Linked DNA regions of Mus musculus: regions 1, 2, 3, 5, 6 and 7 are each linked to region 4. A link is a loop called in an ENCODE intact Hi-C map of the cell type or tissue named here. Cell type or tissue: left cerebral cortex. All regions are shown on one strand. Each heading gives the region's core, and the rest is flanking DNA. Links, peaks and the distances in the headings are about the cores only. Region 1 has its middle 5.5 kb from the start of Gm35147. Region 2 overlaps Gm34908 (a long non-coding RNA gene). Region 3 has its middle 14 kb from the start of Gm35249. Region 4 holds the start of Chst15 (carbohydrate sulfotransferase 15). Region 5 has its middle 72 kb from the start of Cpxm2. Region 6 overlaps Gm34908 (a long non-coding RNA gene). Region 7 overlaps Chst15 (carbohydrate sulfotransferase 15).

Region 1 (4,330 bases), core at 271-4,270, 150 kb after region 4:
AGGAGCCCCTGCTAGGATCTGGGAGAACTCCTGCATGGCACCAGCTGCTGGGCCTCCCTAGGGCCCATCCTTCTTTTCATTAACCTGGGGATTGATTCAATAAATCTCATGGCTTCTGATGTTCTGATACCCAGGGTGTGAGTTGACTGGACCCAGATAAAACATCTTACACAAGCCCATATCACTCGTGTGTTAAGAGACAAACATGGGCTGGGGAGATGGTTCAGTGAGTTAAGTACTTGCTATATAAACAAGAGGACCTGAGTTCAACCCCTGAAATGAATCTAAAGAAAATTGGCCATCGTGGCATATACCTGTAAGACCCAGAGGGACAGGAGAGACAGGCAGACCCCTGGGGCATCCAGCCCGTTGGTAAACCGAGAACCACCCACTTTTCAGAACTAGGTGCTCCCCCACCCCCAACTCTGCCTTCAGTGACTCAGTACCAGTGAGTCCCATCATCACTAGCAGCCAATGCTAGTCGGGTCACATACTTTTTTCTATACACTTCTGGCCTCTCCTCTTCCCTTCGTCCCCTCCCCACTTACCCTCTTATCCTCACTCAGAGGTGGTCTTTCACTCCCCCACCCTCCATAAATCTCCTGCATGTTGTGTGGTGTGATTTTTTTTTTACAGCATCCCTGGGCCCTCTGATTGCCAGGAGACTATTTTGCCCTTACACATCCAACCTGACATAATCAGCCATCTCAGGCCAGTGAAAGACCTTGTCTCAAAAACAAGTAGACAGCACCCGAGAAACAGTACCTGAGATTGACCTCTGGTCACCACCACGCATGGACACATACCTGTCACCAGGGACCTAGAACTGCCCCCCTCTAGATAGCATTCAGTCCAACCGCAGGGATGACGGGTTGGGGACAGGAAGACGGTTGTGATATAGGTGCTTATGTGAGCAGAAGCCCCAGATTTGGGGTGTGAGAGAAGCTTAGGTAGGCAGAGGTGGAGTGCTGACATTAGGCCAAGAGCAGGTATAATCAACGATGTCCCTCTGTCCAGTTGCCACCTCTCTGGGGAGACCATCATCTTGATTTGGTTTAGCCTACAGGCTCCACTGGACCTACAGGTTTCACTGGAGACAGGACTGAATGGATGGCGAGAGCATGCAGAGAAAGCTGGGACTAGGCTCAGCATTGACCTATGAGGAAGCCTTAGGGGCAGATCCAGAAGACACGTATCTGCATGGACTTAGAGGTGGGCTCTACAGGGGCATACACAGAGAGCAAGATGGGCTGGGTCTGTTGCCAGATAGTTTCCTGAGTTCGGCCATCTCAGGAGCAAGTTCCACCTTGCTGGCAGAAACAGAACTAAACTCCTGTTTCCAGGCTGCAGAACCCAACTCTCTGGCCTCTTCAGATGGTCCATGCTTGTTTGTTAGCCAGTAAGGGATGCAAAGAGGGAATCTAGCCAAGGCACACAAGTCATAGTGTGCTGCCTGTCCCCACTTAATTGAGTGCGTGCAGCTTGCCCAGTCCTTGTTCTTTATCATTCTAGATTCCAGGTCAGACTCCAGGAGGGGACCTGACTGCAAAAGCTGACTCAAGGACCCTGAAAACAGATGACCCGGATAAGGAGAAGTCACCAGCCTTAACTTCCTTGTTTAACCCCTTATATCAAAATATGATTGGTTAATGCAACTGCCCACCCCACCTCCCCACACATATTTTGTGATCCCATCCTTTAAAAATGTCCTTCCAGGATGAAGTTCAGATCCTGAATTGGCTGACTCCCTGCACGCCGAGAGCCTCAGCTTTCTTGACTGTTAAGGTGGCATGGTGTTCATACTGCAGAATGTAGTGAGAATTGAGTAACTGATTATGGTCAGAGGCCATATGGTTATTTGTGCATGGTACAGTTGCTAAAGTACAGGCCCCAGCCCCCGTCTCACGCCTGCCCTGTCATGCCTGCCCTGCCAAAGGTCCTGCTTAAAGAAACTTTAATTCCTATCTAGTTCAGTATCCCAAAATTCTTTGGGGGAGTAGGGTTGCTCTACAGCAATGGGGGATGGGGGACGGGAGGGGCGGAGTCACTTAGGAGGCAGTCCTCCACCCTGTCCTCTCCAGGAACACTTTGCCTTAGTGTCTGCAATAAGCCACACATAATAACTATGGGTGCAAAGAGGTACCACTGAAGACAAGGCAAGGACCCACTGGGCCACAGTGGGGAGGGGCTGAGTGACCTTCTACATCTTAGAGATTTCTTTCTAGAAGTGGTGGTTCCTCCTCCAGACAGAACCTAGGATGCAGATAAACGTTATCCTCCCTCCAGAATGGATAACGGTCCCTGAGAACCCCATCCTCTGATGTCTGACTGAGCGAGCAGAGCCCACTCTCTCCCAAGTCCTCTGGGAGGTCTTCTAGTTGGTCCTGTGGGATTTGTTTTTCATAGTGCCCTCTGGTGGCTGGGTGCTTGCCATGAGTCAAGCATTTTCTTGTATCCAGCACTTTCCAGGGGAGTTGGGGGAAGCTGGACAGCTTCTTTTTTCAGACAAGGAAATTGAGGAATTCAAAGGTGAAATGACTCCCCCCAGACAGACCTTGCCTGGTCTTGTTTCCTCCAATCAAGTTACTGATGGAGATTTTTTTTAAAAATAAAAATAAAAGGAGACAGGCCAAGCTGGGACCTCCTCATGGGTCAGTCTGGGAGCCTCCCTCGAGGGCAGAAATCAGAGGTGGGTTGGCCTGGAAAATGGTACCTCCTGTCCTAGCATCTAAGAAGGTCCAGAGCTAAGAGGCGCAAGCAGCAAGAGAAGTGTACCCTACCTCACTCAGGGTGCCAAAGCCACTGAGAAGGAGCTCAGGGTACCCACATATACCTGAACACCGAGCACACGGGTATGAGCTACACAGATTCGGTGTCAAACGCTTGGGGGTACGTGTAGAACAACTGCAGTGTAGTCAGCCCAAAATGCAAACCTCGATCGTTAGCTTCTACTTTACCTGACAGCCTTCCTCCCACGGTGCTATAGCAAGCTTAGGGTGAACTTGGTGCCAAAAACGTACTCCTTTTCTCACACAAGAGCCAGGTTGGAATGTAGAAACGTAAAAATCCAGCAGGCTTCTAAGGGTGACTCCTGGTACCACTAGATAGAAGAATGGGGTTTAGATTGGAGCAGACTGGCCCTGTCTCTGGCATGTGACCTTAGCAGAGCACTTTTTCTATATCCATAAGCTTCTTCCATGCTCTTGGGAGGATCATTTCTTCAGGACAGACAGAAACACAGCCCATGTCACCATGTGGTACCTACTAATACCAAGTGACTAGTAATGAGAAGCTGAAATACCTTTGTGCCTCAAGGTCAGTGTTCTCTCTAGGGCCGGTGTTTTGTGTATATACATGCAAACAGGGTATTCTAGAGGTAGTGTGTGTGTGTGTGTGTGTGTGTGTGTGTGTGTGTGTATGTGTGTAGAGAGAGAGAGAGAGAGAGGGAGAGGGAGAAACAGCAGCAAATTTGATTTAGACACCTAATTCCATTTAAAATGACTTTGGCCATAAATCTCCCACTCTCCCTGAAGCACATTTCAGTGGCATGGACATCTTGGGATGAGGAGTCCCCGCATCCTGCATCCTGCTGGCTAAGCAGGACTATATGCACACTGAAGGCACCCAGAGACCCAGACCAACATTGAGTAACGGCTCCTCCTTATGCTTGTGGAAGACCTGCCAGCAGCTGCTTACAGAGCTAGCTTCAGTCAGCCTCCTCAACAGTCCAGAGGTAGCCCTATAGCTGTGAACAACTGTGAGGCTCAGATCCCCAGAATGGCTCTCAATGCTGCATTACTGACTCTAAATAGAGTGTCTTGTTGGGTCTCGATAAGCGACAAGGAGGCATGGTGGGGGTCATTCCCTTGGACAAGATTCCAGGATGAAATCTGGACCAAGCACCCTGCCTGTGACCTGGCGTAGATATTTAGTATACTTCCTAGATCCTGGGCTTGCTGGGGCTCAAAATATGGCTAAGACCAAAGCTCCAAGCCTAGGTGGTTGGATGTGGAGCCTAGATTGGGCACTTACCAGTGGGGAGTCATCAGTCAGTTTCTGAGCCCTCAGGGGGTCCGTGCCTCACTTAAGTAGTAGATATAATAGAGCTGAATATGGCAGGGACCTGCCACTGGAATGGTCTCAGGTCATCTACTGTCCAGGACCACAGGGTCATCAGTACAGCAAGAAATGCTTTCAGAAACACATGGACTGTAATATACGTAGACACCGAAGACTCATTGGCGTCCAGACACCCTGAATGTACTGACACAAGTCACATCTTACACAAATATATTGACACCCACAGACTCAGGGACACAGACATATATAC
Region 2 (4,330 bases), core at 121-4,120, 49 kb after region 4:
TCTGCTTTTCTATATTCTTTTTCTATTTAAATGGCATTTAAGGTACAAGAGGCTGAGCCTGCATATTTGGTGCTACCAGAGCCCAGACTTTGACCCGGTAATCTCCAGTATCAACTTAATTGAGAAGTTTTACTTTTCGTGAAAACTAGACCCAACCAGGGTTCCAGAAACTCAACACACGTGTTGGTAGAGCATGAATCCAAAGGACAGTGTTCATTATTTTAAACCTGTGTTCAAAGCCAGAGGCGACAGCACCTAGAAGGTGGATATGTAGGGGGTCCTCTTGCATCAAAAGTAAAACGATCTTTGCCAAAATCATAAGACAACACCAGACCACTCATTCTTTCATCGGTGTGAAGAATCAGCACACAGCAGTGCCTGGGAACACGATGTCAATAGATGGTCCCTGTCCCTGACCTCACTAAACACAGGGTCAGGTCTCAGTGCTCTGAAAGGAAAGCAGTTAGGTCTGAGCTAGAAGCCTGCTGACAGACAGGAAGGTGTGGGAGAGCCTCAGGGAGGGTTTTCATCTCCGGTAGAGCCAGGCAGGGCTTTCATCTCCGGTAGAGCCAGGCAGGGCTGAGGATGACCACACTGGATGGGAAGAGGCAAATCAGAGGTAACGCCAAGGAGAGAGGCTAAGAGGAATCAAGATGGACAGCAGCTGGGAAAAGGAAATAGGCAAGAACAGGGAGCCAGCAGGCAGCTAGGAGGAGGAATCTGAGAGATGGGGCTCTTTCTTGAGGAGACAAACCTGAACAGATGACTGTAATTCAAGCACAGTGACCCTTGACCCTTACTTGGTCTCCCAAATGGGAAGTGGGGAAACTATCATGTCTTACTAGGAACGAACCCCTAATTATTCCCCCGGAAAAAAATCCTGCAAGCATCCCTTCAACATCATGAATTTGGTCTCGAGTTCTTGGGTGTTCTACAGCCCAGTGTGCAAATGGACACAGTGCAAGGGGCTCCCAATGGTGGAGCCATGGTCACATGTCTTGCTCAGCCCTCACAATAAACCTGCCAAGTGAATATTGTCAAACCTCACAGTTGAGACGGAGGCTCTGAGGGGTTGGAAAATGACTATGGACTTGTCGTCATCCACAGGAGGCCACTGGCACCAATGACTGGGGCTTGGCAGTCTCAGATAAATGCAGCTGTCAGTAAATAAGGCCCGTCTGAGCTATGGAGTGCCTGGGGATGGCCAAAGCAGGAAGAGGTGAGGGAGCGAGAGGTTACTGGGACATTTGTCTACCCAGAAGTCTGTCTCTCTCTTTCTCTCTCTCTCTCTCTCTCTCTCTCTCTCTCTCTCTCTCTCTCTCTCTCTCTCGACTTTGATTTCAGGAACGAGGCCTCCATGTTAGAGCCTGCAAGTCTGCCCCAGTAGGTATACTGGTCAAGGGTTAGCAAAATGGCCCAAGCAAGGTTACTAGGAAAGCTTTCTTCATGGACCTGGGGTCTTGGCAGAGGTCCCACTGTCCCACCCACTGAGCTTTTCCTTGTGATGTGGACTGACTGGATTTTTCCAGCATGTTCTCATCTACCCACACCAGTCAGAGGTTCTATTGACATAGCTTGACAAGCCATATGGGGCATTTGGAAAACTGTCAATGTCCCCCGCACCGTGGTATCATTGCCTACCTGCCATCCTCAGCCATCGTCACTGAGAGTACAAGAGTCTTCCCCTTTCAGGCTTATCAGCCAAACCACAGGAAGTAAGTGGGAGGGGGTGACAGAAGGGCAGATGGTGAGAACAGAAATGAGAAGTGAGACACCCATTCTATGCCGGTCTCCAGTTAGGACCACCTACCTCTGGGTACCTCAAATTCAACATCATTATCCCCTGAGAGGAATATTCAAGTCACCATTTGGTCCAAGGCGGAGCCACTTTTGAGCCCAGTTCATGTCCTATGCTGATCACTCTTCCAAACCCCCCAGCTACTATGAAAGAGGCCAACTGGTTTGTTCAAAGCAGTTAAGATTTACACATGCTTGAAAGCTGGCAGAAATGAACAGTAGACTCATCCCTGTGGGCTAGAAGAAGCAGAGAGCTAACTTCTGTTTTAGTATTGTGAGGATTTGCTAAATAGCCTCTAAGAACCAAATTCCTTTCCCCATTTCTAGCCCAGGACAGAGAGTAATCTGTTCACAGTCACCTAGCAAAGAGGTAACAATACCAAAGTGTCCTCTCATTACCAACTCCTCACCTGAAGGAGTCAGAAAACGCAGATCCCTGGTCAGAGGAGGCCAAGGACTGTGGTGGTACAGAGGCAGGAACATTTTAGAGAAGGAACTGAGGGAGCAGGGAGACTTTCAACAGCCGCACACAGTCTTTGGCTGTTCCAGAACAGAAGAGAGGCTGGGTATGAGCTGAACAGCTGGTCATCTCTGAGTATGTGCCAACCAGAGGTAAGACACTACAGATATCCAACTTCGGCAGTGGTTCTGAACCTGTGAACCCATTTAGGGGTCACATTATCAGACCCCTGCATATCGTATATTTACATTGTGATTCATAACAGCAGCAAAATTATAGTTATAGAGAAGCAATGAAATAGTTTCATGGTTGGGGGGTCACCGTAACATGAGGAACTGTATTAAAGGGTCACAGCATTAGGAAGCTTGAGAACCACTGAACCACAAGAAACAGGAAGAAACGAGGAACGGGCTACCACCCAGGGTGGGCAATCCAACAGGGGCCTCACTTTGAGAAACTGATGAAAAGGAGCAGGTTGTGTGTGCGAAGTGTTCATACACGTGCTTACACACTTGCACATGTGTTCATACAAACATACACAATCACCCTCACATACACAAGCGTGTGTATACACACACATACTTAAAATACACACCTTTAAGCACTCAAACATAGGCCAGGCACCTTCTCCCAGAAAGACGGCAAGAGACCTCTGTCAAGTCGGAGGCTACTACTACAGGCAGAAACGTTCTCAAAGCTATCCCTCGCAGCAGCCAGCCCAAGTTCTATTCAGGTGAGCCACAGACCCACAGTGCCTGTGGAATGTGCAAACTTCATCTAGGCACCCAGTCACTTGGCTAGGACCAATGTCTGGCTCTTGCCCCCTCCCATCTCCCCTTAAGTTTTCCTGTTTGAAGGATCCAGTTACTGTCTCCTTCCAGCATCGGGTGGGGATAGGTTACTGGGGAGGGCAAGGCCAGCGACCTGGTCCCTGTTCACAGTGTACTGTTCTTGAGCTTCTCAGTGCCTCCAGCACTGTCCCGGGCAGACACAAACCTCAGAAGCTAAGAGCCTGTGCCAGGCATGGCTTTTCACCCCAGCCCTGTCACCTCTGTCCTGGTTCCTTCTTTCTCAGTCTTGGGCCTATCTGACTAAGATAACTCCCTCACAACCATCACCATTGGAACAGACCTCGTTTGCTTCCTGGGATGTTTTTTAATATGGGTTAAACCTCAAATGTCTAAGCAGCCAGTCTATAATCTTGATGGCTGAGATTAATGTCTGGTGACAATTTTATTTCTGTTTGAGAAAAAGAAAGCCAAATCCAGGACTTAATGTCATCCCTGGATGTCAGCTATGAAGAGGGCCAATCGACAGGTATGGAACGATGGTCTAGGCCTGCATGATGGCTCGTGCTGTCAACTTGACAGAATCTGGAATTACCTCAGAGGGTAGGGCATGCCTGTGAGGGGTGTCTTTATTGGTTAATTGATGTAGGAAGCCCATTCCACCCTAAAGGCGGGCAGCCTGGTTCCCTGGGCTTGGACTGCATAAAGAGAAGAAGTCAGCTAAGCCTAAGCATTCGTCTCTCTCTCCTCTTCCTGACTGTGGATGGAATGTGACTAGCTGTCCCCTGCTCCTTCTGCCACGACTCCCTTGCCATCATGTGGTCCTCTACTATGGCCCAAGTCCCTGTGAGAGACAATGAGATACTGGTCCTGGAGGGTTAGCCTAGGTGGTCTGTGTGTTGGCTTTGCTTTAGCAATTCTGGGTTAGGTGTACTGGGTCATAGCTGAGGCTGTGGGTTGTGCCTGTGGCCAGGATGTCTGGAGTTGCCTCCACTCCTTGGGCTGGTAGGAAAAGTTTAATGTGCCCCCAAGTATTAAAGGCTGTCTTGTCTCCTGGGCGGGCACTCAGTAAATGGCAGCACTGAACACTGACCATGGGATCTGAGCCAGCTGTAATTCTGATGATGAACCAGTCAAGATGAACTGGTAAGCCAGTATAAACCCTTTCTCTCATAAGTTTGCTTCTTGTCCTGTATTTTGTCACAGCAATGTGACAAACACGCCCTGTTTTCCTCAAGTCTCAGCTCTGGGAAGGCCACCCACACCTGTTCCATCAGAACGAACC
Region 3 (4,330 bases), core at 116-4,115, 230 kb after region 4:
GGACCCTTTCATGCTGGGCTAGACTCCAGCAAGGCAGGAAGTAGAAGGTGGAACATCTGGGAGGAGGAAGAATTCTGGGATAGAACCAGGCATGGATGATCTGCCCGGAAAGATGTGAGAAGATGAATGCATGGTACCTAAACAATGAAACCAGACTCATGGCAGAATGTACATTAAAATAAATGGATTATCTTAAGTATAATTCTAGTCAGAGAAGAGCCTAGCTTTATGGCCAAGGTATTTGTAAATATATTTTGAGTCTGTGTTGTATTTCCGGGAGCATGGGGCTGGGGAGGGCAACGAGAACTGGACCTAACTTCTACACCTACCCCCATCTCTTAGATACCCACTGAGGCTAAGTTTCCTCCAGAGAGGAAGGCAGAACCTCTCTCCACCTGGAATAGTACCATCACTATGCCAAAAGAACAGTCTCTTGAAGTGAGCTGGGACTCAAACAAGTGAGAGTAAGGGACCATGTCCCCGCCCCACCACACAGCCACACACAGAACCACACAGGGCCACTCGGGCTGGAGACAGGAGTCCTGGGTCACAAGCCTGGGACATAAGAGCTGAATTCCACAGCACAGATGCTGTCAGAGTACCCGCTCCATGGAGGTCAGGCCTCGGCTCCTCTGGTCAGAGCTGACTGCCTTTCACAGCCTGGCTCCTCCTCCAGACTGGCTTTGGGGGCTGCTGCAGAAATGATGTGATCTGATCCTCTTTGAGAGGTAACATACTCTGCCACTCAACCCTCATCAGAAGGAGACCAGGGGGCAGGAGCAGCAGCCCCGAGCAGGACACCTGGGATTAGAACCCAGGCCTCCAGCAGGTTCAACTGAAGCCACGCTCCTCGATGTGTCCTCCGTTCCCTGGAGGAGCCTGCTGCCCCATTTTTTTAAAGGAAGAGATTAAGGCTCCAGAGTTTGCCTGGCATGTCCAAAGCTGATGACCAGTCTCCTCCTGCCTCAGAAGCAACCCTCTCCCATCTCGCTCCTGCCAGGAAGGGAAAGAGCCCCTCCTCAGAACTCCCGCCAGGACTCTTCTCCACGTGCAGGAGTCCATGAGAACTTGAGGAGTGTCCCCTAATGAGAAGTAAAGTCCCTGACACTGACATCAAGGACACAAAAGACTCTGAACAAGCAGACCTCATAAGGCCCCCAGTTTATCAACATTAGATCACATACTTCTATCCAGTCACAGTCTGTTTTGTTCTCACAGGATAAAACCACAGCTTAAAAAAAAAAAAAAAAAAACAAATGCAGAGGTTTACCATTTCTTCCATTCTTCATTTCCTTTAAAGGCTCCTAGGCGTCATAAAATTTCTATTAGATAAATGTGTATGCTTTTCTCTTTGTTAATCATTTTGTTGCAGAGGCCTCAGCCATGACCACAGGGTGGATGAGAAAAGGTATTTCTTTTCTCCTTCAGCGCTCACACACCCAGGGCCTCCCAGTCCTGGCTGTCTAGGTCATCACCATGTAATGGTAGATAGACAGCTGTCGACTGAGCCACATACAGAGGGAGGCCACAGTGAGGTGGCAGAGACAAAGTGCAAGAAAACCAAGTGCAACCAAAGAGCACCTTCCTACCACTCACACCATTAGCCCTAGCCTTCATTTTCCACGCTGCAAGCCCTTTCCATAGGCTTAGGGCGCCCTCTATTCCCTCCTAGAGAATGCACAGGTGATAGTCGCCCCCAGGGAAGTGGCCCGGGCTAGGTTACCAGGTCTTCTGAACGGGGCAAGAGGATGGGCACCGATAAGGTGCACTGGGCGACAAGTGGGTGAACATGATTCACACCCCTTAACCAGTCAAAAGACCGGGGACCCAGAGCACATAAGGGAGAACCCAGACCTGAACAGTCACGGCGCCGCAGAGGGAATTGTTTCTGCATTTTTTTCAACTGTTTTCAAAGTGTGCGTTCAGTCTGCACACTAACAACCAAGTTTTATGAAAGTACAGAAGTCTGCAGCCAAGAAGATTTGCAACCAAGGAACAGCAAAGGACAGCGAGCCCTGGAAGAAAACAGTTTAACACCACCCCTGAAACACCACCCCATCCCCTGCACCCATTGGCTCCTGGTCTCAGTGCTGATTCCCTGGCCTGCGCGCACGCGCGTCGCGGCTGAAACCTGAGCAATGCTTTGCCGGCAGTGCCCCCTGCTGTCCAAATACGTCTTCGGCCTCCTCTACCAGTGCTTAGCTCTAAGTCTGACTCAAGACATCCCTAACTACTCTACAGAACTCGAAGGTCCCTCTCCGCAGAAACGGACCATTTTTCCCCCCGGGAAAACTGACTTCAAAGGAGACTAAGTCATCAAGGGAATCTAAAAACCCAAGATGGGAAGTGGAAATGTCACTGAAGATGGTGGGTGTTTTCTGGCAGGTTCCTCCAAGAAACCTACCAGGGTCTCAGTCTGGCTCCTTTGTGGGTTCATAAGGTGTGTAGGGACCAGCTGGCCGTGGTTCCCATTAACTAAGAGCTCAGACTCATAGGGCATCCGACTCCACTTTAAAAAACAGTGGGCAGCGTGAGCGAAGGAAAGTGGGCCTAATTCGCCTGCTTTCATAAAGAATAGACAAGAGTGAGCTGGCCTGAGGTCAGCCTAGCTCAAAACAAAACTGAAGCTGGCCTCGATATTCATAGTCATCAAGGCACCCGGGCAGGCTCCTTACCACAGCTGTGTGCCCTCATGCTCACAAGTTCTGTCTGGGCCTGTACACTCCAAAAGAACAAACCTGGGGCACACAGACAGGGCTGCCACAGTGTTCTCTAGGAAAAACTTGGGAGTTTATGCACTGTGTGCATACACATCTTGAAGTCAGTTCCATTGTGTTACTATAAAATACAAGGCTTAGAACCCAGGAACCATAAATTAGTAGTTAAGGCAAACCAGATTAGGGGCTGTTATATTAGTAACCCCTCACCTACCACCTGCTAGCCTGGGGGGATCCTACCGTGATCAGCAGGTTTCCAAGTGTGATGTCGCCAGTTTATATGACGAGCTGTCATCTAGGACAAGCTGTCATCTAGGACAAACTGTCAGTGCTTAGGCTGAACCACTTTAACCCAAGTTCTGCTCTTAGGGTTCAGATAATGACACTGTAAAACTACAGCGTTTAGGGCATGCTACTCTGCAAAAAACCTGGGTTCAGTTCCCAGCACACACAGAGGGCAACTCACAATCTCCTGTTACTCCAGGAAGACCCAACACCCTCTATTTGCCTCCTGAAGTACCGACACGCATGTGGTGCATAAACATACGCTCAGGCATACGCACATATACATATAAAATAAAAATAACTTTTCTTAGGATAAGCATGGCTGGTGTCCACCCAAGCACAGGGAGGGTGAAAACCCCTTACCTGCATTAAGAGCAGACCATAAAAAGGTGTCCACATCCCCATGAGAGGAGTCTCAGAGCTCCTCTCATGAAAGACACCAGAAGAGCATGACACAGCTACATGGACTTCCATTGCAGGCTCTCTATCTGTCATGGTCTGGAAACTCCTGCATGCAACTGTGCACACACATGTGCATACAGAGGCATGTGTGCGTGCACGCACACATACACACACACACACACACACACACACACACTTGTGATCTCTTTTATACACCTGCTCTCTTAATCTTGCTTGGTTTCTTCTGGGAAACCCTTTTCCCCTTATGTTGCCCTCCACCTAAGGTCTTATCCTTACCCACCCTGATGCAACTTATAAAGACCAGATGTTTCATGAACATTTAAAAGGAACAGGTTGAGCCAGGTGTGGTGGCGCACGCCTTTAATCCCAGCACTTGAGAGGCAGAGGCAGGTGGATTTCTGAGTTCGAGGCCAGCCTGGTCTACATAGTGAGTTCCAGGACAGCCAGGACTACACAGAGAAACCCTGTCTCGAAAAAAACAAAAAAAAAAAAAAAAAGAAAAAAAAAAGAAAAGAAAAGAAAAGAAAAGAAAAGAAAAAAGAAAAAAAGGAACAGGTTGATGCAAAGGGGTGAGCATCCTTTGCAAGTTAATAAAAATAAAGGTTGAGGTAGGAAGCTAATAAAGCTCTGAAGCAAGCTACTCTACACTCATGGAACCATGGAAGAAGTCCTAGCATGACTTGAGTTTTTCCTCACAGGAGTAAGTTGCTATTGTGTATTTATTATTCACCACAATGGCTCCCACTGGCATTTTAAAGAATCTCTTCCCCAAACTAGAAATGAATTGAAATGCTTTTACATACACGAGGGGCATCTCAGCCATGCTCCGGAAACAAAGGGGTGGTAGTGCCAACCTCCAGCCCCAGGGACACCTAGAATGCCCTTGCCTCCTCAGAGCCTAGTCC
Region 4 (4,330 bases), core at 90-4,089:
TCAGTTTTTCTTTAGTTTGGGGGGAGCGGGGGGGAAGCAAACTTATTGGTCAAAACCAACCCAATTATAAACCATTTTTTATTCCCAAGCTACTTTGAACAAAACCATATGTGTGTGTTTGTGGATCAGTCAACAGATCAACTTTGCAAAACCAGTCAATGTCATATTCTGCAGAAGGGAGTCTTGATTTTGCAATGAGACAGCTGACAGGAAAGATCAGTTGGAGAGCAGGGGAGTTCCAAGGGAGACTTTGGGAGAGCTTCTGTACCTCCCGGTTTCCTCTGCCTCACCTTGAGTAGAGGGGACTACAGATGTTCTCAGATGAACTTTTGGGATGCTCACCCTAACCCAGGAAGTGATCCACACCGTCCAGTCAGGAATTGCAGAAAGTGGATGTTCTGAAGACCCAGTCCTCACTTACAGAGGCACCCCACCGGCCCGAACGAAGTAGCAGTTGATAAAAGAGTAACCAGCTCAGAGTCGCTGGCCACAGGCTGTCACAAGGCTTTCCTGAACTTCATTCCTGGAAACTCCATGCCATTAACTTACTCGCCACAGTGAGAGTCCAGCAGATCTATTAGAAGACTTAGGACAAGGTGCCCCACCCCCACTCCCACCCCCAGGTTCCAACCCGGACAAAGCGCGCTTACTAGAGGTGCCCACGTCCAGCCACCAGTAGCCTAGCAGTAAGCAAACCAGCCCTAGCATTGGGTTGCTCGCTCTAGCGGATCCAGACAGGCAGGCAGGCAGGCAACGTGGACACTCGACCACGGTGGGGCAGTCAAAACGAGGGTGCGCGGGACCTCGGAGTCCTAAACGTGAACACAAATGAGCGCAAGCCGGCCAATCGATTCGCCAGAAGGAGAAAGAAGGCGCTTCCCCTGCTCTCCATTCATTCCCTGCACAGTCTGGCTCCCCTCGCCCTGCCGCCATCCAGGATCCCCCGGGCTCCACATGGGCAAGTGCGCCAAGACCCGCTACCAGACACAACGCCCGCTTCCACTCCATTGGAGCACACAGCCCCACGGACTAGCACGCTATCAACATCCTCAGCGTCGCTCCTCGCGTCCGGGCCCCTGCCTTCTCGGCTTCCACCATCACCACCCGCCACCGCCGCCCCCACGGCTTAGCTCAGAGCTGCCTCGTTCTGCTCTCTGCTCCCCAGCTGGCGGGAGACACAGCTGAGACTCCCTAGTCAGGCCGCTTCGGGGACTAGGGTACAGCGACGATGGGAAAAGCGGCGAGTAAAAAAAGTTGAGACTGATCCCTCGGTTCCTCCCAGGCCTGTCCCCACGGTGTCTCCTCGGGAATCTTGCTCCCACAGACGCTGACGCCTGGGGCTGTTCCCCGAGACCCACACGAGCCTTCCCACCCAGAGCGGCAGTGCGGCTAGAGCCCGGATTCCCGAGGCGGCTCCGATTGGTACCCAGAGACAGTGGCAGATGCCCACGTACCTGCCCCAGGCTACGCCTGGAAACTTCCCCTAAAGTGTGCGGGGGAGGGGCAGTGAACACGACTAGGGGAATCCCGGTCCCCAGCTCTGCCTGTGGAGAGCTCGCTCCAGAAAATCGCCGATCTGTCTATTCATTGGCCTTATATCAGTCGTCCTTCCCTCTCAGTTCCTGGCCGACCCAGGGTCGCGCGAATTCTGACTCCTTGGGGCGGTTCTGCGGGACAGCTAGCCGGTGCGTGCCCCGCGGCGTGCGTCCTCCGCCGGCCTCCAGCTGTCCACAGCGCCACCACGCCAGCACCCGGTCCTCTGTCTTGGAGCTCGGACCACATTCGCTCTGTCTAGGGAGGGGGCGTGTGAGCCCCGGCTCCGCCACCGGTAGTCCTTCCCGCAGGGTCCCCAGGCGTGCTGGGCACCTAGAGCACGGCCAGGACCGCGCAGCGAAAAGGACGCCTCCTACAGGGGACCGTGCCTGTAGCGAGGAGGCCTGACCGAGGGGTGCGGGCCCAAACCTGCCGGAGCTCGGCGCGCTCCAAGTTCATTGTCTGCCTGGGCCGCCGCCGCCTCCGCGTCCGGAGCCTCCGCGCAGGGAGTGAAGCTGCACACAGCCCTGGCGGTCCGGACTCCCAGCGCCCATTCCCCGCCAACCTGGGCGAACCCGCAGAGGGGCACCGGGACCCAGAGCCAAACCTCCGCCCGCCGCTACTCGCCACCCCCTGCCCAGTCACCCAGAGCCCAACTTGTACCTGAAAAGCCCAAGACGATCTCGGAAGCCTCTGCAGCTCCGACTCCGCGGGAGCGCGCGCCCAGCCCCGCGCCTAGCACCCCGCACCCAGGGCGCGTCAACCTGACTCCCCGAGCGCTGGGAGGAAAAGTTTGGGAGTGACTTGCAGATGGCGAATGAAACCTCTGAACAGAACCCTCCCCCCGCCCCATGTCGCGCTGACACACATCAGCTCGAGTCTGGAATGCAAGATCAAGGCGTGCGCGCCCTGCTGAGCGGTGGGTTTGGTCCCCGCCCCCTCGCCCAGCAAGTAAATACAGTTTGTGTATTGCGGTGACTCCGACAAGACAAAACCGAAACCTGGTGTGTGTGGCAGTGACCCGGCTACCAGAAACAGTTTTAAGGAACTTGGCAGTCTAGAGACAGCCCATACATTGATATTCAAGGCCACTGACGCGAGTGGTTTCGGCGCCCTCTGTTGTATTTTTGCATTCTACAAAGGCTGCCTAGCTCTTGGGCCCTGTAGGTTTGCTTCTTCTGAGAGGTAAGGTTCTACAGGACCCCGAGTACCACTGCCGCAGTGGCCTACTGGGACTGCTTCAAGGAAAGGCTCCAGTGATCGGCTGTGGGCTGAAGATGAAATCAGTTAACATAAAATATGACACCTTAAACTCTTAAGACTTGTTCGGGACAGCCTTTGGAGCACCAAACCCCAGACTCTGGGGAATAGGATAGAAGCCACAGTCTTGGGTCTGCCCACGTTCCTATGGCCAGAGTCCAGCATCTTCTTTCTTGAAGCAACCGGGAAAATGCTCCCTAACTGTAAAATGCTGGCATATGTGCTAAAGGTGATTCTAGAGAACGGGAGCCCCTTTCAGTCTTGTTTGAGGTTCCCACCTCACCCCCCAAAGTCCTAGAGTTCTGGTTCAGCATCCACGGCGACTGAGTCAGAGGTCACAATCAGAGGGTCACGACTGCAGATAGGAACCCTGGATGACAGGGGAGTTCTTAAAAACCACTGTCTAGCTTCCCAACAAATACTGCCTCTTATATAAAAATCTGCAAAGAAAGATTAATGAAGCAGTGAGACTGCCCTCCCAGTCGGTAGACTGGATTGCTTTTCCCCCCATGTAGACTTGGCTTAGTGATTTGGAGGTCTTTATTATTTTTTTTAAACAAAAACCTTTTTTTTTCTAAAAATACAATGAGCTGGTTTTTGCAGAGTTCACAATTCCCAATAGATAATGATGCCATTTTTCATGGTCTTACACACGTTGTGGCTTTGGGGTTTATTTATTAGCTCCGGAGAAAAGACTGCCTTTCAGTAAGGTTTATATATTCGAGTAATTGCACTGGGACACAGTGCAGGTTGCTGTTTAAGAGGGTGGGTTGTGCAGGCGCCTACAAGCAAAGTCCTGGGCCAGGCAGCTGTCAGACCAGGGCATGCGGCCGGTTTAAGCAAACACAGTGAAGGTTCTTTGGAAACAGCAAGGAGGAAATCCCTTCCTGTAAGAGTGTGTGGAACATGATCCCTGGGCCACACGTATGGGGACTTTCCAATACATGCCCCATTATGGGGATAGCGCTGGGCCCACCCAGATGACTTTCAAATTCAGGTGTCAGAAATCACAGCTGACATGGGAACAAATTGTTTTTAAGTAAAATCCCTGGGCCACTTTGATATGAGTTCCACCAGGACTTTCCAAGGTATTATATATGTTCCTGAGCTTACCTGAAGAAGGGTTTTTTTTTTTTTTTTTAATTTTCCCCCCTCAACATTAACTTCAAAAAATTAGCCTGTTATTCCAAAAAGCTCTGACAACACCCAGTTGCCTCGTGTGAATGAAGACAGGGAGAGAAGAATGGATGGGTAGGTCTGTGAAGACAGCTGGAGCTCAGGCCTTCAGCAATTCCTACGTAAGAGACAAAAGTGGACGGGGGGGGGGGGTGTGCAATAGGGTCCACACCGTTAATTCCAGCACTTTGGAGGCAGAGGCAAGTGGATCTCTGTGAGTGGAGCCTGATCTACAAAGTGAGTTCCAGGACAGCCAAGACTACACACACACAAACAAACAAACAAACAAAACGCCTGAAACAGAGAGAAACAAATACAGAAAGCTTAAGACAATAAGCACACCCATGCCCTCCCCAGACAC
Region 5 (4,330 bases), core at 86-4,085, 91 kb before region 4:
CCTCCCCAAATCATTTAAAATTTAATAGTTTTGATAGCACAGTCGATGGTATAGACCCATAGCAGGCTTTAGTGACCTGGGAGGTAACCACATGGGATTTTATAGAGGCTGCGCAGATAGGAGGGGGAAGAAAAACTCCAAGAGGCTGACAGATGGGGAGGAGGGAGTGAGGAGAGTCATCAGGAACACAGGAGGATTCTGACCACAGTGGGGACATTCTGGGGGTGCTGGGATGTTGGGGGGCTGGGATGCTGGAGGTTGAGGGGCTGGGGGGCTTGAATGCTGGCGTTCTGGGGTGCTAGGATGCTGGGGGCCTGGGATGCTGGGGGCTAGGGTGCTTGGGTGCTGGGGAGCTGAGATGGTGGGTGCTGGGGTGCTGAGGGCTAGGGTGCTAGGATGCTGGGAGCTGGAATGCTAGGATGCTGGGTTGCTGGGGCTCTGGGGGCTTGGGAGCTGGAATGCTGGGGGCTGAGATTCTGGGGGGCTGGAGTGCTGGGATGCTGTGGGGCTGGAGTTCTGGGATGCTGGGGGCTAGGGTGCTTGGGTGCTGGGGAGCTGAGATGGTGGGTGCTGGGGGCTAGGGTGCTAGGATGCTAGGGTGCTGAGATGCTGGGATGCTGGGGTGCTGTGGGGCTAGAGGTCTGGGATGCTGGGGTGTTTTGGTGCTGGGGGGGGGGCTGGAGTACTGGGATACTAGGATGGGCACAGCCTGTCCTCTGGACACTTAGCACACTCGGGCTGCTGAGGTCCGACCTCAATGAGTCACTTCTCAGTGGATATTATGCAGGTTCCCATTAGACACTGACCTGAGCAGCCTCTACTCCAAAGGCGCATCTCTGAAGTGAAGAACCTGGACAGCTGGACAGACCCAAGGACTGAAGTCCAGGGTCACAAACTAGACCTTCTAAAAAGTGTTTAGAGTTCAGCTGGTATTCACCCAATATCCTGGCAACAGATCTGGGATCTGGTTGGGGTGGGCTTGGCTTGGCTTCTTGTGGAAACTGTGGATTCCCCTAGATCTGTACTGTTGTGGCTTCTCTAGCTCCTTTGCCCTGGAGTAGCCCAAACCCAAAGCCACCTGTAATGGTTAATCTTGATTGTCAACCTGAATGGAAACTAGATAAAGTAACTAGAGAAGTAACCAGGAGACTAGTAAAGTGTTCCTCTGGTGTGTTGTGTGTCTGTGAGAGAGTGTCTGGAGAAGGCAGATGGGAGACATGCCCTTGAAGGTGAGCAGTGCCCTCTGAAATCCCGATAGAAGGCTCAAGTAGAATGGCACAGAGGGAAGAGAGAGACCATGCTGTTCACCAGGATGCAACCCGCTCTTCTTGGCCACACCCTCCCTCCCATGCTATACTAAAACCTCTGGGTCTGCAAACCCCAGGACATACCTTCTTACGATGTTTGCATCAGGCATTCGGGCCAGTGATGAGAACGTTAACCAACACTCCAGCCCAGTCTGGCCAAGCAAACCTTGTCACTGCTGAAGGGACAGCAAAAGGTCATGGGAGGATGAACCCAAAAGCAGACAGGCAGGGAAGGACAGCCTTGCCCTGCCCCCCTGGTCATTGCAAAACAGATTGAGACCCTATTGTCAAGATGGTAGTCCTGGACTTGTGTGTCCAAACTAGGCCTGATAGATGGTGAATTAGCACCACACAGCATGGAAGGGGTGGGATGGGTGGAAGGGGACAGCATGGGGAAGGGGTGGCATGGAGGGAGTCACAGTTCCCTAGGCCTGCCTGCTGAATCCAACTCTGTTTAGGACGGGAGCTGTCTGAGGTCTGGGAGAGAGGAGTCTGAGAGTAAAGACTAAGGGGTCAGAGGTGTGGAAGCTGTTGCGTGGAACTAGGCATCCATCCAGCAGGGATGATGAATATAGAGCAGAAGGAACGTTTGGGAGAAGCAGAAAAGGGAGGGTTAGGACAGAGGCGAGGGGGTGAGAGCCTTGCTGATCTGCAGGTGGAACCTGATGCTGCCACGAGGCCTTCCCTGGCAGAGGCACAATTCCTCTGGCGCCTACAGTCATGGAGGGCTGCAGAAGGCTGGCTCATTGGGTGTCTGAAAAAGGGTTGGAAGGGGAGTGGGTCTGAGTGTGGAAGGACTGGGTAAAGGGGAGATGGAGGAGGGGGCTTCCGGCCACTACAAGATGCTTGCAGGGGTGGTGTCTTAGCCTAGCCCATTCCCGGCTGTGGTGTAGGTCAGAGATAGATAGTGGTGGATAGAGACCAGGCCAACATCTGTGCACCTTCTTCCAGCCTCACTTTCCTGGGGATGCTGTTGGCACGCTCTACAGGACTTCCTGTAAGTCTCTGCTGGGAGCAAGTCGTATGTGGAAGAATCCACGGTTACTGCTGGATCTCTTCAGAACTACTGCCCAATGACTGATTTCAGATGTGTCAAATACCCCTTTACTGAGGTTAATCCTGGCCCAGGTCAAAGGTGATCCCTACATTTAAAAGTGGCCCTCCTGTCTTGGTGGGGTTACTTGCTCAAAGACTAGTAAAGGCCTTTCTGATGCAATACCAAGGTAAACCACAAGAGAGCAGTGCAGGGCTACCTTTCAGATCTTCCTGGTTGCTAGCAGCGCTATCCCAAGGTGTTAGGGAAAGAACTGCCCACTTCTCCTCCCAGTTCCCACCCTCTCTTGCACACACTTTTGCAAAGGCATTGTAGGAGTTAGTGGATGGAGCAAGTGGGTTGTTTCCAAAGTCAACAGAGGCCCCTATGAAAACCTCTAGATTCCACCCCAATCAGAAGCGGAGAAACTGAGACTGTCCGACTCTTTCTAGGCATCCATTCTTCAAAATGCTCTGCACTGCTGTGTGTCTGGGGATGGGCCCAGCTCTTGTACAAGAAGCAAATAACCCTTGAAGTTGGCCTTGGGGTAAATAAGGAAGCAACTCTATGGAGCAAGAGTGTGGGTAGAGATAGAGAGGCTCATGAGTGAGGGGAAGCAGAGGGTGATGCGGGGATAGGAAATTTACCTAAGCTGAGCCTTTGTACGCTGCCTTTTGAACAACTGCTGGCTCGCTCATGTAGGAAATTTCCAGAATTCCATTTTGCTGACTGTGCTGTTCATGGCAGGAGTTCCCTGGATTATCTCATGTGGAGGTGGGAAGAAACAAGCAGTTGCTATGGTCACTGTTGAGAGGTTCAATGGCCTCTGTGTGGACTGGAGGGCAGTCCTGGAAGAAATCAACCCCAACCCCATTCCTCCAGCATGATTCGAACCCACAGCAACCCAAACTGCTGACCACAAGGCTCGTAAGCCAACTTAAGAACTGGCTGGCCGTGGCAACCCAGTGCGTCTTAGCCCATGTAGAGGAAGGCAGTAAGACCACTGTGACACTTCCATGAGGACAGAACCAGGTTAAAGCCAAGAGGGATCCCATGGGTTGTTCCTTGGGCTTTTGTGGGTGAATGGCATTAAAGCTGCTACCCCAACTGATCTTGGCCCTCACTACCTGCCTGGGGCTCTACCTTTAGAACTACGTGGCCGCCCAGCCCAGCCTTGGTCCGCTGGCTCGCTGGCTCCACCTGCCTCTTTAGGAATCTTTTCACAGACTCTGATTTGAGAATCTGCAGTTAGGACCGTCTCTAGGCCAACAGACCTAAGCGCAAGGCCCCCCGCTCTGCCTCTCCTAGGCTCAGGACCTCAGCTTGATGACCCTCAAACTGGAACCAGAGCACAGACAGGACCTGCCCCAAAGGTTGAGGGGGAGTCCAGTGAGAAACTCACAGGTACCCTCTCAAGGGACCTGGTGCCTACCATGTGACAGTCAGTGGTAGCATGACTGTTCTCGCCCTGTCACCACAGATGCTCCACATCTGGACTTTCCAGTGTCAGGCTTTTTACCATGTCAGGAAACATCCCACCACGATGCTCAGGACGTTTTGGCTCTCCTGGTTTTAGGCCATTCTGCAAGATGCTCCAGTTGATTTTATAGCCTCCACAATTCAATTATATCTGTTCCCAAGCCTCTTTATGCCAGTTGTTTTGGACATTATAAAAATGCTATTTAATGCTGGGCAGTGGTGGCACATGCCTTTAATCCCAGCACTTAGGAGGCAGAGGCAGGCAGATTTCCAAGTTCGAGGCCAGCCTGCTCTGCAGAGTGAGTTCCAGACTCACTCAGAGAAACTCTGTCTCGAAAAACAAAACAAAACAAAAATGCTATTTAATTAAATATTAGATAAATCAGCAGTTTTCCAAACTGGCTAGTCGCAGGAGCCTTTACAGTCTTAATTACAGTCTAACATTACTTAAGAGCACAGAATCAGCAGCAGATCTTTATGTGTCACCCTTTCTGTCTCTCTTTCTCTGTCT
Region 6 (4,330 bases), core at 248-4,247, 57 kb after region 4:
ACATGAGTGGGAGGGAATTCCAGGAGCCAGGAAGCATGCCAGAGGCAGATGTCAAACTCAAGTCCTTGGCTGCAAGGCTCTGTCCTTTGTACCACACCACACAGCCTCTCCAGAAGATGGAGAAAGAGGAGGCTGAGGCCAAACAGAGATTGGAGATATGGCAGCACATCCCACACTGTGGCTTATGCACAGACAGCTGGGAACAAGGATATATCAACCTTGGTCTCCTCAGATCCGCTTAGCTGAACCCAACAAGCCCTTAGGGACCATGCTCCACAGGCTGTCTCCTCTAAAGGATGCAGTAAGAAAACTATGCCCTTAACTCTCAAAGAGACAATGGCTACCTGGGAGTCAGATGTCCCCAGCTGACATCCTGGGAATGCAATTGCAAACTTGCCAATTTGTAGAGCAATCTCTGTCCCCATACCGCTTGGCTTCTCACAAGAGTATGAAAGGGTAGGGATACCCTCTTTGGGGATGAGGAAACTCCAGTGCAGAAAGGACACACTAGTTTCCTCCAGCGTGGGATGCTTTGCCTGCTATGCCATGCCAGAACAGACCTTTTGACTAAAGTCACCTCCAGTCCCGTTTCTGATACCATAAGATGATCCGTGATTCCCAGAACATATTTTAATGTTTACAAGACTGCTCGACTTAAGCTCTCCATGAGCTAGCTCCAAACATCAAAACCAGCATTTTCATAACATAAAAGGAGGGAGGTGCCGGGATCAGCTTACATTTTAAAGGATTTTTTTTTCTTCTTTGGTGTGGTTTCTTTTTTTCTGCAGCCAAGCATAGAAAGTTGAAGGAATCCGTTAACATATTGATTGCTTTGAGCACTATTTTAAATTAGCTTTCCGTTCTCCTCCATATGCTTTTCCATTAAATTTAAATAAATTAAAGTTCATTTCTCTGGAAGAGACATGCTGGGGCATCCTCGGGATCTGAGATGAATTTATCAGCCTGGACTGTACTGTCAGAAACGCAACAGAGACACAGGCTACAGGGCAGGGAGTGGCAGAAACACGGCACCGATCCGTCTTCTCTGCCTGAACCCCAGGCCTATGACAGCCTTACCGTTAACCCCCAAACACAGTCAGAAGACATTCCCTGACTGACTCATCATCTTGGCACGTGGAAAACAAGCCCAGCTCGGACAAGCTTTGTGAAATCTGTCTTTGTTAAGACCAGGGTGAGCTGGTGATTTCAGATTTGCTCGGATCGTCTTCCCATCTCTATTGTTCCCCAGTGAGAACCCCATATGTTCTCCCGACTGGCTTACCAACAGGACACCTATTAGACTAGTAAGAGACAAAAAGCCACTTTGCCCTACTGTCCCCTGAACAGAAACAGACCCTCATCTTTCACAGAAAAATCTGGAACACAGAAGCAATCTCTGGCTGACCCCTATTGAACTATCTGGGGGCCACAGCCCAGGAAGCATGAACTGAACGAGAGTCAACAAACGCAGGCTGATACTTCTGCGAGCCTCAGTGATGAACTCTGAGGAGAGAGGCCCCTAGAGGAGGTCTGACAAGGCGGAGGGGCATTGGTACCCGGAGAGAAAAGCATCAAAATAGAAGAAACTGATAGGCAGCTACCTGACATGGTGACCCCGGAGGAACAGAATAGAATAAGGCCCACTTAGAGACTCCCCAGACTTACTCTGCCCCCCCCCCCCAAGTAGCCCCAGCTGCTGCTCTGAAACACGGGAGGGAAAGACTGCACAAGAAGAAACACAGGCTGACTAGGAAATAACAGCCTGCCTGGGGAGCCTGCTCCTCCCACCAAACCCCCATCCTCCATGAAGAGTCAAAAACTGGATGAAGTGAAGAAGGAGCAGGGGCCTGAACGTGGCCTGAGAACACACCCACTGGCAGTGGTCAGCCACAAGGGGAAGGCATAGCACAGGGAGCAGGGAGCCCATCACTGTGGCTGCACATGGAAACTCCACCCCCCACGGCAGCAGCCCTAGAAGGAATGAATGGATAGAAAGATCTGGGAAACACAAGCTCTCCTGTTAGACCAGGATACAGATGCCCAGAGTGTTGAGATTTGTGGTTTTGCTGAAAATGTGATGTATTTTCACCAGGAGGGGGATTTTTTCTTTTTCTCAGACATACCCAAAATAGTACTTGGGTTCACTGGCAGTGTAGCTGCAGCTAGTATGCACACGTTTCCTAAATATGTAGGTTGTTCTGCTAATGTTTCATTCTTTGGATTCTTACCTAATGCAGGAGTGTGTTTGGAAAATGTAAGAAGATCCTGACTCCTCCCAGTCCCGTCCCCCCCACCCCCCAAGCGCCTGCCTAGCTCTAGTCTTGCTGAATGGGGGGTATTGTGGGAAATTCGTAGCCGCCTGAGTCTACGGGCTCCATGCATGTGTCATATTGTTGTTGGGATGGAAGTGGGGAAGGGAGAGGGAGAGATTTAAAAAGGAACGGGAGAAGGAAGAGGAAAAAGAAGGGAGGGGAGGAAGGAGGGAGGGGGAGAGAGAACGATTGATTGATTCATTCATTCATTCATTTATTGATTCATTCATTGATTCATAAGAGATTTCTCTGGACTTGGAGATGGCTCGGTGGGTAAAGCAACTGCTATAAATATGAGGACCTAAGTTTGGATCCCAGCACTCACATAAAAGTTTGGCATGGCAGTGTGTATGTGAAACCCCAGCACTGGGAAGCAGAGGAGGATGGATCTCTAGAGCTCACTGGCCAGTCAGTCTAGTGGAAAATGAAGCTCTCAAACTTAGTGAGAGACTCTGCCTCAAAAGGAAGGAGGGGAGCAATGGAGGAAAATCCCCAAGGTTGACCTGTGGCCTCCACATAGACACAGAAGGATGAGTGCCCCTCAAATGTACACATATGTAAGTGTAACCCATGCACACAGGTTCCCCCCTCCAAGGCACTTAAGCCTTAGCCCTAACACAGCAACTAATCCTTTCTCTGTGTTTGCTTGAGTAGAGAAGTTACTCTGTAACTGATAGATCTCCTTCTCTTGGAACGTTAAGGTCATTTGCTTTTCTCTCTATTCTGTTCCACTATCAAACTCACTATTCTAATGTTAACGCACATTTTTGCAGATGTGAGCTTTGCCTCCATTTGAGTCTTCTTAGCACCCAGTTTCATGTGGGGAAAGAAGGGATTGGTTAGACTGGATGGATGTTTATGGTTCTCGCTCTGTATCATGATTTTATTCAGACACATCATCCCTGGTAACAATGCCACTGGCTTCAGTGACTCTGCTCTTTTCACCTTAACCTGGCAAGGGCTGGGGGTTCAAGGTCAAACAGTAAATGATCCAATGGATAGTACAGAGTGATAGCCCAAGCTTAATTGCCGCAATTACTACCAAGAAGAACAATCTTCTCTCATGGTTGGCTTCTACCATAGTCTTTACTTTGCAACCGTTGCAGTTGGAGTGCTTAAAAACACTGCAACTCTTTAGCTGTCACAGTATGAATTATTTGTCAGTTATATTTTTAAAATCTTGTTACCTTCCATTGTAGTATGAATATTCCCCCAGAATGCCCTCTACTGAATTCCCTTGGCTGTCATCATTCTGGAGCCTTGTAGACTTTCTACACCCAACTCAGCCTCTCCTGATGTTGCCTCTGTTACTTGTAAGTTGAGTGATTCCCACACAGAACTGATGGATGACTCTGGTTTCCACCCCATTAGTTTAACTAAAAAAATACTTTTCCATATTTCATGTTTTAATCCATCTGGAGTTTATTGGGCATGCGGTGTTATGCAGATCCAATTTTATCATTTTTTAAAGATTTTTATTTATGTGTATGTATGTGTGTGCCTGCCTGTGTGGATTTGTGTGCACCATTTGAGTGCACTTGCTTACAGAGGCCAAAAGATGGCCTTGGAGACCCTGGAACTCGTGTCACGTGTGGTTATGAGTAATATGATGCAGGTATTGGGAGCCACATTCAGGTCCCCTAAAAGAGCAGTAAGCTTCTCTCCAGCCTCCTAACCTAATCGATACTCAATGGTTACCTTGTCATCCAACACAGTTTCCTTAATACTGCTATGGAAAGTGGATCCAGCTGTGTGCTGGTATTGCAGGCCCCTGGGCTACCCCCTCCTGCCCCTCTCTGGGAGGAGCTAATGCTGAGGTTTCAACAGCTTATTTTTTACACTAAGCTTTGGGGGTCCTTTCATCCCCCCGCCCTCCTCTCTCCCTATTCCTCACCTTGTAGCGCTTCATTCTGAGAGTATTCTTTGAAATTCCTGCCAAGTCCTGTTTTTCACATGAGACTTCAAAGCACATTGATTTTAAAACATCTTTTGATTGAAATTATATTTAATCTATGCAT
Region 7 (4,330 bases), core at 229-4,228, 70 kb before region 4:
TGTCCACAGCCGAACCCTCCATATATGACATCTAAGAGGAACCTTGCATTTCTGATCAGCTCTCAGGGACCTCTCTTTATGAGTCCTGCCCAAAGGCCACAGCCACCTGAGGACCTAAATGAGGGGAGAGTTGCCATGACACAGTAATGGGGCAGGAAAGACTGTAGGGAAGGGAGGAGTCATATGAAGGCCTTACTTAATATAGGCTATGCATGACTAGCCGCAACGGCACACCTGCCGTGCCAGGACTCAGGAGACTAACCACATGCCCCACGCTGTAGATAGGATGCATCAGCAGCTAGAAGGGAACTTTTTCCCCATTCCAGAGGGGAGAAACCATCTCCCAAAACAATGTGCTCACCATCCTTAACTGCCCGCCCCTCCTCCCCCACCCCCTATGCCCCGCAGAGTCACCCGTCACTGCCATGGCACGGCCCTGGAGCGCTCCTTAAACAAGCAGTGCTAAGCTATGGTTGTTGTCATGCTAAAGCCTGTCATAAATGAAATTTGAAGTGGATGCCTCCTGCTGTCTCAGAACCATTTTTAAGAGCAAGAAAAGGAAGACAGATTTCAAAGGCTATCCAAATTGTTGTTAGCTGCAAATAGAGTACACCTTCAGTGAGCCTCAGTGTCCCCATCTGTAAAATGGGAACAACTTCAGAGGTCAGTGAGGAGCTAAAGTTTAGGAGAGTACCCAGTGAGCAACAAACTGAAGTGAGATACTTCCTATCTTTCACCAATGGACTTGACAAAGATTAAATAAGAATGTATCTATCACACCCAGAGGTAGAGAGACTCACACGGCAACCCATGAACTTCCTGTCCAGTCACAACGGTGTTTCCATGTTCAGTTGGCCTGAAGACAGCAAAGAGAGGAAACACACCAGGCATGCCCCTCTTCTCTGTGGGAGGATGTAGCTGAGGATATCCCCCTCTTCTCTGTGGGAGGATGTAGCTGAGGATATCCGGTCTCTAGGAAGCCTATTTAGAGGCAGCCAGGATGCATGTAGCTTGGCTCTGCATTTCCTAGGGCGTACCTCGGGGTGGGATGAAAATACCACCACATCCACAGCTGTTTATATCGGATGCTGATCCTTTGCAGGGCAGGAGAGGCCCTGGTTCCCAGCCATGAAATCCAACTATGCCTGTGTCAGGACTCCAAAGCCCTGCCTCTCTCTACCCAAGACATCCAGCCAACTTAGGCTGGTATGAGCCTACATCTGCCCCTCCCTCTCTGAATTCTCAGGAGATCTCTGAGAAGAGAGAACTGGGTGGTAGCTGCTTCAGTGACTGTTGCTGCCTCTTCTAAGGAAACATGTTAACTTAGCCGAGGGCATCACCCCTCACTCTTCATCTGGCCTGTTCCTGCTTCCCTCCCTCCGCCCCTGTTATCCCACCTACGCTGCAGGCATCGTTGCAGAGTTCCACAGCATCATCAAACCCAAGAAATTCCAAAAGGACCAGAGTGGAAGCAACCCTGAGGCAGGCTGCCTTCGAGCACATCTGAATTCTCATAACTGACGACCTGCCTTCTCCCACCTGCCTTCCCCCACCCTCCAGAGCCTGCTGCTTGGAAACCCTAAAGAAGAAACTTCTGGAGACACACCAGAGCCCTGAAGAAAGCTGGGGTTTCAAAGCCTAGACTTGAGCCTTGGATTCCCCCCATTACTGGGTAGCTGGCTACAAAAGGCAACCTGACAGAGCCTTGGAAGCCCCGCCTGTGTCAGCAAGCTCCAGCAATAGTGGGGCCTGCATCAAGGCACAGCCTTAGGCTGCTGGGCAGCCAACGCTGGCAGAGTCCATCATTTTCCTATCAGGTTTGAGCACTTTCACCCCTCGGTGGGCTCTACCTAAGTGTGCCAGGGCGCAGCACCATAGTTTGTCAGTATGGCACATGTAAATGACTCCCAGTCTCCCGTCCCTATACCAGCCTAGAATAAAGCAATTGAATTTCAGAGAGGCTAAGACACACGAGCAAAGCCAGGGAAAGCCAGAATGAACCCACACCGCAGTCTGCCTCCAAAGCTTGCCTGACTGAAAATGTGGTTATCTATGTTGAGTCTTCCTTGCCAATGCAAACTACAATGCATACAAGAAGACAGCCCAGACTCCTGCTTGCTGGCCCTGGCTTAAGAAAAGATGGACAGAGTAGCCAAGCAGAGAGCCTGACATCTTTCCCCTGAGCCTCACTGCCCTGAGGTGGGGCGTGCTAGTCATCTACATCTGTGAATGCCGGATGTGGGACACAGCATACATCGGGCAGGAGGCTACCTGATGTAAGAGCCCTGCTAGGGAAACACTTAGGCCTGGGAGCCTTGTGTGGGAGATGTGACCTCAGGTAACTTAAGAGGATTCACCTCCAGCAAGAGATTTTACATAAGACTGGAAGGTTAGAGAAGGATAACAAGGGGTAGCGAGAACATTCTGCAGTGGAGAGCCTGCTGGAGCATTCCGTCACTGGTGGGTAATTCTGAAAGCCAATGCTATGAAGATTCTCTGAAACAACCTAAGGACTGGGTGTCCTCCTGTCTGCCAGCTCTAATTGCAGAGCCTTACTAAATGGCAGCCCTCCTAAGCGCACCCTGGGTCTCTAGGAGAGGCAGGGGGATTCAGGATGCAAAGTTTCTGGGTGACAGGCAAGGAAGGAGGGACACAGACAGCAGGCTCAGAGGCCCCAGCTGCTGCTGTGCCTCTCTCAGCCGGGAGCATTTTTCTTCCACATTAGCCACTGCTCAGAGGCAGCTGGCTGGGTGTCATTTGCACATTCAAACACTCCGTCCCCATCCCCCCACCTCCCTCCCGTCTCTGCACTAAAACCCTGTTCACAATGCCCCGCTGCACACAATAGCACCAGAGTGGGCCTGCTCTGTATGGGCTGCCCTGGTGAATACGCACGGGCATGGCATTGTTCAGGGTGTTGTTGTAGACGCAGGCGCGCAGTGAATAATCCAGCATGCAATTTTCAAACAGCTGCAGAGCCTCCGTCACTTTCTCGTGGAAGTCATCTGCAGATTTATTGGAACTTGCGAAGTAGAGATAGTCTGAGTACAACCTGCGAATAAAATAAATGGATAATCTTACCATCCGAGGGTGTGAAACCACACCACGTGGGCGACAACAAAAATCGGCTAGCCATTACATTAGCTGGTTTGATTTATTAAAATACAACAATTTTCCTCCCTTTCTTTCAAATGAGCCCCCTCCGTTCTTGCTCCCACCTGTAACATACCACCCACCCTTCCTGCTCAGATACATCTACACTGCCCCCAAACACTGACCAATACTGTGTTTTATTGTTAGTTGGTGATTTTGTCTCTTTCTCTTGTTAAATTTATTTTATTTATTAGCAGAGTGTGGGGAGGCCATGCAAAGGCCATCGTACAGGTGTGGAGACCAGAGGACAGCTCTGTGCAATCAGGTCTCTCGTTCACCTTTACACAGGTTCCACAAATGAAACTCGTGTTCCGGCTTGTTGCTAGGCCACCTTGCCTATATCTGCTTTAAGAAACAAACAACAAAACCCCGCAGTTATTTTGGGGGAGTGGGGGTGGCAGAGCAAGTCACAGCACACATGTAGAGGTCAGAGGACAAGACGTGGTTCTCTCCAACCACCATGTATGTGAAGAGGCTGAGCTCTGGCTGCTAGCCCTGGCAGAAGGTTCCTCTACTCACTGAGCCATCGTACCTCGCTGTTTAAAATTCCTTCTAGTTACCTCAGAAAGAGACTGTCCTTGCAGCCAGGCTTCAAAAGTCACTCCACAGCAAAGAGAAGCCAGGAAACACTCTGTACTGTCCCATCCCCTTCTTTTAAGAGGAACCCAGGGCACCTGTGATCCACACAAGGTTACAACCCCATGTGAAATTCCTGACTTTTCCCATTGATATCCTGAACGTCTAAAGTTACATTTAAAATTGTGCATGGTGGCTCATGCCTCTAATCCTCCCCGGCTAGGAGGTGGAGGTAGGGGATCACTGATGTTCCAGGTCTGGAGGGATAGGTAGCGACTTATCAGGACAATTTGGGCTACAGAATAAAAGTCTCACACATAGGCATGGAACCCCCTGCAGACGGATATGTTTGCAAGTCCAAGCAAACACCACATATATGTGCAATTGCATGTAACCACATTTTCCACAGGAGTTGCCAGTCTCCCTTGACAGTTACTGGTTCATCTTTATGTTTGCAATGTGCCGTGTTCGCATGAATCTTGCTGTTAAAGGAAAATTTATGAATGGTGAGGACCTGTGATCCCAGCACTCACGGGTGCTGAGGAAGAAAGATCTTGAGTTCAAAGACAACCTGAACCACATAGTGAGTTCAAGGTCAGCT

The links. A loop is a pair of places that touch in the nucleus more often than their neighbours do. Peaks named below come from ENCODE experiments on the same cell type or tissue, not always from the same donor. Only the 100,000 strongest peaks of a DNase experiment are listed, where the experiment ranks them.
Region 1: it touches region 4 in a loop (6-fold over the local background); 21 of 42 quality-filtered maps call a loop at or near these places.
Region 2: a loop joins it to region 4, with 2.3 times the contacts of the local background. A loop is called at or near these places in 7 of 42 quality-filtered maps.
Region 3: it touches region 4 in a loop (4-fold over the local background); 14 of 42 quality-filtered maps call a loop at or near these places.
Region 5: a loop joins it to region 4, with 4 times the contacts of the local background. A loop is called at or near these places in 19 of 42 quality-filtered maps.
Region 6: it touches region 4 in a loop (2.3-fold over the local background); 4 of 42 quality-filtered maps call a loop at or near these places.
Region 7: it touches region 4 in a loop (2.7-fold over the local background); 11 of 42 quality-filtered maps call a loop at or near these places.

The regions. Positions count from the first base shown.
Region 1 is chr7:132,469,118-132,473,447 of GRCm38, forward strand. No RefSeq gene overlaps it. Among named protein-coding and RNA genes, the nearest start is that of Gm35147, 5.5 kb to the left of the region's middle. In left cerebral cortex, for the core only: a CTCF peak has its summit at 2,408 (motif pointing left); a DNase peak (open chromatin) is centred at 2,421.
Region 2 is chr7:132,364,199-132,368,528 of GRCm38, forward strand. All of the region lies in intron 4 of Gm34908 (a long non-coding RNA gene), which reads right to left. Among named protein-coding and RNA genes, the nearest start is that of Gm34908, 20 kb to the right of the region's middle. In left cerebral cortex, for the core only: no CTCF peak of the experiment used is centred there; DNase peaks (open chromatin) are centred at 1,687 and 1,925.
Region 3 is chr7:132,549,818-132,554,147 of GRCm38, forward strand. No RefSeq gene overlaps it. Among named protein-coding and RNA genes, the nearest start is that of Gm35249, 14 kb to the left of the region's middle. In left cerebral cortex, for the core only: CTCF peaks have their summits at 1,654 and 2,161 (motif pointing left); DNase peaks (open chromatin) are centred at 1,671 and 2,122; H3K4me3 peaks cover 555 bases; H3K27ac peaks cover 619 bases.
Region 4 is chr7:132,314,851-132,319,180 of GRCm38, forward strand. Chst15 (carbohydrate sulfotransferase 15) reads right to left here and starts at 2,378. Exons shown (of 8, transcript NM_029935.6): 1 at 2,197-2,378. It overlaps Gm10584 (predicted gene 10584), which reads left to right and starts at 814. Exons shown (of 1, transcript NR_028578.1): 1 at 814-3,441. In left cerebral cortex, for the core only: CTCF peaks have their summits at 779, 1,899 and 2,645 (motif pointing left); DNase peaks (open chromatin) are centred at 829, 1,102, 1,426, 1,850 and 2 more places; H3K4me3 peaks cover 2,732 bases; H3K27ac peaks cover 2,604 bases.
Region 5 is chr7:132,224,340-132,228,669 of GRCm38, forward strand. No RefSeq gene overlaps it. Among named protein-coding and RNA genes, the nearest start is that of Cpxm2, 72 kb to the left of the region's middle. In left cerebral cortex, for the core only: a CTCF peak has its summit at 2,534 (motif pointing right); a DNase peak (open chromatin) is centred at 2,549.
Region 6 is chr7:132,371,853-132,376,182 of GRCm38, forward strand. All of the region lies in intron 4 of Gm34908 (a long non-coding RNA gene), which reads right to left. Among named protein-coding and RNA genes, the nearest start is that of Gm34908, 13 kb to the right of the region's middle. In left cerebral cortex, for the core only: a CTCF peak has its summit at 1,893 (motif pointing right); DNase peaks (open chromatin) are centred at 689, 1,069 and 1,974.
Region 7 is chr7:132,244,969-132,249,298 of GRCm38, forward strand. It overlaps Chst15 (carbohydrate sulfotransferase 15), which reads right to left. Exons shown (of 8, transcript NM_029935.6): 6 at 2,896-3,052. Among named protein-coding and RNA genes, the nearest start is that of Gm10584, 69 kb to the right of the region's middle. In left cerebral cortex, for the core only: no CTCF peak of the experiment used is centred there; DNase peaks (open chromatin) are centred at 2,091 and 2,813; H3K27ac peaks cover 635 bases.